Linked DNA regions of Homo sapiens: region 2 is linked to region 1. A link is a loop called in an ENCODE intact Hi-C map of the cell type or tissue named here. Cell type or tissue: K562. All regions are shown on one strand. Links, peaks and the distances in the headings refer to the core of each region. The heading gives the core; the rest is flanking DNA.

Region 1 (2,906 bases), core at 178-2,677:
GTCTACCTTTGTGCCTCCCAGAAATCTACCTTCTAGATTAGGGTATTTGCAGCCAGGCATGGTGGCTAATGCCTATAATCCCAGCACTTTGGGAGGCTGAGGTATGGTGGCACGAGCCTGTGGTCCCAGCTACTCGGGAGGCTGAAGTGGGAAGATCGCTGAAGTTCAGGAGGTTGAAGCTGCAGTGGGCTGTGATTGTGCCACTGCACTCCAGCCTGGGTGACAGAGCAAGACCCTGCCTCAAAAAACGAAAAACAGGCCAGGCGCGGTGGCTCACGCCTGTAATCCCAGCACTTTGGGAGGCCTAGTCGGGTGGATCACGAGGTCAGGAGATCGAGACCATCCTGGCTAATACAGTGAAACTCTGTCTCTACTAAAAATACAAAAAATTAGCCGGGCATGGTGGCGGGCACCTGTAGTCCCAGCTACTCGAGAGGCTGAGGCAGGAGAATGGCGTGAACCCGGGAGGTGGAGCTTGCAGTGAGCCGAGATCACACCACTGCACTCCAGCCTGGGTGACAGAGCGAGACTCCGTCTAAAAAAAAAAATGCCTCAGGCTGGGTGCAGTGGCCCAGGCCTGTAATCCCAGTACTTTGGGAGGCCAAGGCAGGAGAATCACTTGAGTTTAGGAGTTTTAGACCAGCCTGGGCAACAGAGTGAGACCTCATCTCACTCCTGGGCTCAAGTGATCCTCCTGCCTCAGCCTCCTGAGTAGTTGAGACTACAGGCATGTGCCACCATGCCTGGCTAATTAAAAAAATTTTTTTTTGTAGAGAAAGGGTCTTGCTATGTTGCCCAAGCTAGTCTAGAACTCCTGGGCTCAAATAATCTTCCTGCCTCGGCCTCACACAGTGGTTGGATTACAGGCATGAGCCATCACACTCTGCCCCAAGGTACATTTCTCTAACTTCAGAAGGTTTATCCGTTTGGAAAGGCAGAGGGGCTCAGTGGCTCTGGCCAATTCATTCTTGGTTGAATTGTGCCACTTATGCTCCTGTTTGAAAAGCCGGAGACAGTGGCTCATGCCTGTAATCCCAGCACTTTGGGAGGCTGAGGCGGGTGGATCACTTGAGGTCAGGAGTTCCAGACCAGCCTGGCCAACATGGCAAAACCCTGTCTCTACTAAAAATACAAAAATTAGCCGGGCATTGTGGCACACACCTGTAGTCCCAGCTACTCCGGAGGCTGAGGCAGGAGAATCACTTGAACCCGGGGGGGCAGAGGTTGCAGTGAGCCGATATTGCGCCACTGCACTCCAGCCTGGGCGACAGAGTGAGACTGTCTCCAAAAAAAGAAAAAAAAAAAAAAAAAAAAGAAAAAAAAAAGTAAAGAAAAGCCAGAACAACAGTGCCCTCTGCTGGAGTCTAAGAATGGGATCTCCAGCTGTCTCCTAACAGGTAGTTCACCAAAGAGGCAGCTCAGAGAGGCAAGGAGACTAGGAGATTGAGCAGAAGACATTCCAGCCAGGCTTGGGAAGACTACCTTTTGTGTCCTCTAACAGGATCCAGGAAATGAGAACGTAAGTAAGACGAGTTCAGCTTTCACCAGAAACTCAAGGTTGAGCCTTTCTTTAAAGAAATTCATTTGGAATTGGAAATGAGAGCAACTCTGAGGACTCATTAGTGAATTCCTCAGGGAAGGGAAATGATAAGGGCAGCAGTGGGATAAGCTGGAGTGAGGCCCTTTGGATGTGCACAGCTTGAAGGTCAGCATGTCTGTGGCTAGAGGGTAGTCACTGGAGAGTCTGGCAAGGAGAGGTCATTTGTCTCAATTGTCTCAAGACAAGAACAGGCATAATCTTTCCCTACCACCCAAATCTCGCAGAGATTTTCTCTGTGACTCCGGTCAATGAACAGTGTTCTGGGTGCCTGGACTTGTGTTATGGTGAGAGCTAGGCTGACACAAGATTTTCATACAACAAGGCAAGGAGTTTTCTCAAAGAAGGGCCAGATTAGAGGGAATTTGTCTAGAATAAAGAACAGGGCCCTCCTGGACCAAGAGGAGTGTCAGGTATGAAGCTAAGAATAAATAGGATGGCCTGGCACAGTGGCTTATGCCTGTAATCCCTGCACTTTGGGAGGCCAAGGTGGGTGGATCACCTGAGGTCGATAGTTCGAGACCAGCCTGGCCAACACGATGAAATCCCGTCTCTACTAAAATACAAAAAATTAGCTGGGTGTGGTCGCATGTGCCTGTAATCCCAGCTAGTCAGGAGGCTGAGGCAGGAGAATCGCTTGAACCCGGGAGGCGGAGGTTGCAGTGAGCCGAGATCGCCCCACTGTACTCCAGCCTGGGCAACAAGAGCAAAACTCTGTCAAAAAAAAAAAAAAAAAAAAAGAATAAATAGGAGAGCAAGGTTCAAAGCTGGTGTTGAGAGAGATTCAGCAAAGGAAAGGACTGATACAGGATTGTGCTTCCCTGGGCAGGACAGAAGGGAAAGCTTGGGCACTCAAGACTCCAGAGTAGAAGGTAAATGAACCCTGGAAGCTGGGCTGAATCTGCAGGAGCAACCAGTATTAGAAAGAGGAATGGTGAGCCTGGGAGGGACAGGAATCTCCCAACTGGTAGACATGAGAGTTCTGGTCACTGGTCGGGGTGCTCTTCTGTGGGTAGTGAGTTGACCAGCCTCTTTCAGGGCCTAGATGAAATATCCTTTGAAGCCAGCCAGCGTTTTTTGTACCTCAAGGAATCTTATGGTTAAAAATATTGTTTTCCAGGTATCCTATCCTGGCAAGTATGTCTTGAGTAGCGGACAAAGATATTCTAGCCACAGGAAAGGTATATGTTCTATATGTAAATAGTGAACTTACATATGATTTATAACTTTTCCTCCATCATCTGTTGTAAAGTTTTATGTGCTAGGTCTTAGGTACGTTACATACATTATTTTATTTAATGTCCACAAT
Region 2 (2,906 bases), core at 163-2,662, 140 kb before region 1:
GACAGAGAGAGAAAGAGAAGGAGAAAGAGAAAGAGAGAGGAAGGAAGGAAGGAAGGAAGAAAGGAAGGAAGGAAGGAAAGGAGAAAGAAAATTGTAAAGTAGTGCTCACTTGGGCAGCACATATTCTAAAATTGGAACGATACAGAGATTAGCATGGTCCCTGCGCAAGGATGACATGATTTTAAAAATTCTAAAGTATGCCGGGTGCGGTGGCTCACACCTATAATCCCAGCACTTTGGGAGGCTGAGGTGAGTGGATTACCTGAGGTCAGGAGTTTGAGACCAGCCTGGCCAACATGGTGAAACCCTGTCTGTACTAAAAATAAAAAATTAGTCGAGTGTGGTGGCATGTGCCTGTAGTCCCAGCTACTCGGGAGGCTGAGGCAGGAGAATCACTTGAACTCAGGAGGCAGAGGTTGCAGTAAGCTGAGAAAAAAAATTCTAAATTATTTTTAAGGTATTATTATTGAAGAGCTGGCGATTGATTCAGCAGAGGAAAAATACAGAAATAACAGAAATCATTACTAAAGATACATAAGCATGTACAACCGTAACTACATTTTTGAGCACTCACTATGTGCTAAGCACTGTATTAAGTGCTGTATATGAATCCCCCCTCCTTGGTTTTTACAATAACCCTGTGGAGTGCTGCTATTATTTTTATTTTACAGATAAGCAAAGTGATGCTTAGAGGGGCTAAGTCACTCACTCAAGGTTACATGGCTACTAACTGACAGTCCGTAAGGAGGTTCGGCCAGTTCAGACTGACTATGAGAGGACAGCATTTATGGTCTGTCAGGGAAGCTGACCGTCTCCACAGGGTACCAGTTATTCAATAACCCTTATAAAGCAATCCCGCCCCTTCGCCCAGATTTCTTTCTCTCTCCATATTTTCTCTGAACCTTTCCCCTTTTGCCCTTCCTTTATCTCTCTACCCGCCCCGCCCAAACACACACACACACACCTCCAGATTCTTCTCATAGCTTCACAGATCAGCTCTGGGATGGATGCAGAGGCTCCTGTTTCCATGGTGACGCGGGGAGGCTGGTACACCGCACGCCAAGTGTAGGCGAAGCAGAGAATTGGCCGAGGATCCAAAGGTGCCGGCAGTAACCAGGCTCTGGGAAAAGGGATCGATGAGAAAGCCAAGTCTGGATGACTGGACCTCCCTTGAGCTCCAGAAGGACCTCCACCCCCACCACGCCCCCTGCCCTCCCTAAGCTCCTAATTTGGAAGTCGAAGACGGGAGAGCCGGGAAAAGAAGCGAGGGGGCTCCAAAGCAGAAGCCACCACCTCTAACTTGTTTTGAAGACAAAGCCTAATCGTCGGTGGGAAGACTGCCCGGTGGGCGATGGCCCCCTCCCGAGGCGCCTCCGCCTCGCTCCCTCCCTCTCCTCTCCCGGCTCTGACCTCAGTCGCAGCCACCGGGCTCTCGGCCGGGCGCTGAAGGGGAGCCGGGCAGCCAGCAGGGGGCAGAATCCCCCGCATTAAAGGCGTGTGTGGGCCTGCTTCCTCTGCTTCCACCTCGCCCCTGCTTTCACTGGGATTATTTTCAGCTGACAGGCTGCAAAGGCGCAGTAGGTGGATTTCAGGGCAGGAGATGGGTTCTGACAGGGGCTGTGAGCCTGTGAAGCGTTGGTCTTAAGCTGTGGGCCCCACTGAGGAGCCGCGTATTTAGGACCACAGAGTCAGGGGCTGAAGCAACGGGCACTTTAACTTTTTCTGGCAAAGGTTTCTTCTGAGGTTTTTCTCAATCCATTGAAAACATTTAAAACACTGTAATTGTGAAGAGGAGGCTCATTCATTCATTCAATAATGTTTATTGAGTATCACCTATTATTGTCACGATGGATGCATCCAATCAAAAACGAGTATTTACAGAAAGCTTACACACACTGATTCTTAACCTTTTTTAGGGGGCAGGGGTGTCACATATCCTTTGAGAGTATGATATAAAAAAATACAGATTATCTCCCAAAAAGAATGCACTATAAGCCTACAAACATTTTCATGTGATTTTGGGAGCATCAGGAACCCCTGGCAGCTCATCCACGGGCCCCAGGGCATAAACCCTGGTCTATTTTGAGCTGGGCTCTGGGCTAGGCACTAAGGATGCAACAGCAAATTAGATAAGCATGGTCCCTGCCCTGCCTGAGTTCTGCAGGCAAGTGGGAGGCACAAAGAGATGCTTAAAATACAGTGCCAATGCCTGTGCTGGAAGACCCCAAAGGAGGGCCACTTATCTAGACACAGGGGCTTCATGGAAGGCTTCCTGGAGTGACAGGTAAGCTGAGAGACCTGAAGAAGAAGTAGGAGCTGGCCAGGCGAGGACCTGAGGAGGAGCACTTTGGGCAGGAGGGAAGCACCTGGAAAGGCCCTGAGATTCCCTCTCAGCAGACCTGAGAAGCTGACAGCAGGCCCTCGTGGCTGGCTCAGAGATGCCAGGAGCAGGACTGGTGAGAAATGAGGCTAGAGTGGTAAGTGCCATATGTAGGCCCTGGGATGCAACAGAGAATAGGCAGACAGCTGCTCCCCTCAAGGACACCAACAAGAAAGCCGGTGGTTATGATGCAGAAGTGTTAAGTTCCACATTGGGAATGAGCATTTGGTGGTATGGGAGTAGGTGGATGAGCACTGAATTCAGCCATGGGGATCAGGACCAAGGCCCAGAAAGCGGGGCTCCAGGTGCAGGTGGATCAGTGATATATTTAGTGTATTCAGAATACTCTCAGAACCTGAAAACAGCTGGAAGGAAGAGGTGAGGGGAGAGGAGGAGGGAGAGAGAAGGAAGGGGAGTCACCAATATACCTTGATCTGACTGCAACCTACCATTAGGAACATCTTTTATTCTGGGGGTGAGGAGGGCTGGGTGGGGATGAGCTCAGGTCTACCTATTCCCTTTTTTA

What was found. Hi-C counts contacts between places; a loop is a spot of excess contacts. Peaks named below come from ENCODE experiments on the same cell type or tissue, not always from the same donor. Only the 100,000 strongest peaks of a DNase experiment are listed, where the experiment ranks them.
Region 2: it touches region 1 in a loop (6-fold over the local background); 9 of 110 quality-filtered maps call a loop at or near these places.

The regions. Positions count from the first base shown.
Region 1 is chr12:48,752,101-48,755,006 of GRCh38, reverse strand. The region is part of intron 1 of SPMIP11 (sperm microtubule inner protein 11); the gene reads right to left. Among named protein-coding and RNA genes, the nearest start is that of MIR4701, 18 kb to the left of the region's middle. In K562, for the core only: a CTCF peak has its summit at 1,367 (motif pointing left); a DNase peak (open chromatin) is centred at 1,393.
Region 2 is chr12:48,889,424-48,892,329 of GRCh38, reverse strand. It overlaps the pseudogene RNU6-600P. Among named protein-coding and RNA genes, the nearest start is that of DRC2, 13 kb to the left of the region's middle. In K562, for the core only: a CTCF peak has its summit at 1,470 (motif pointing right); a DNase peak (open chromatin) is centred at 1,459.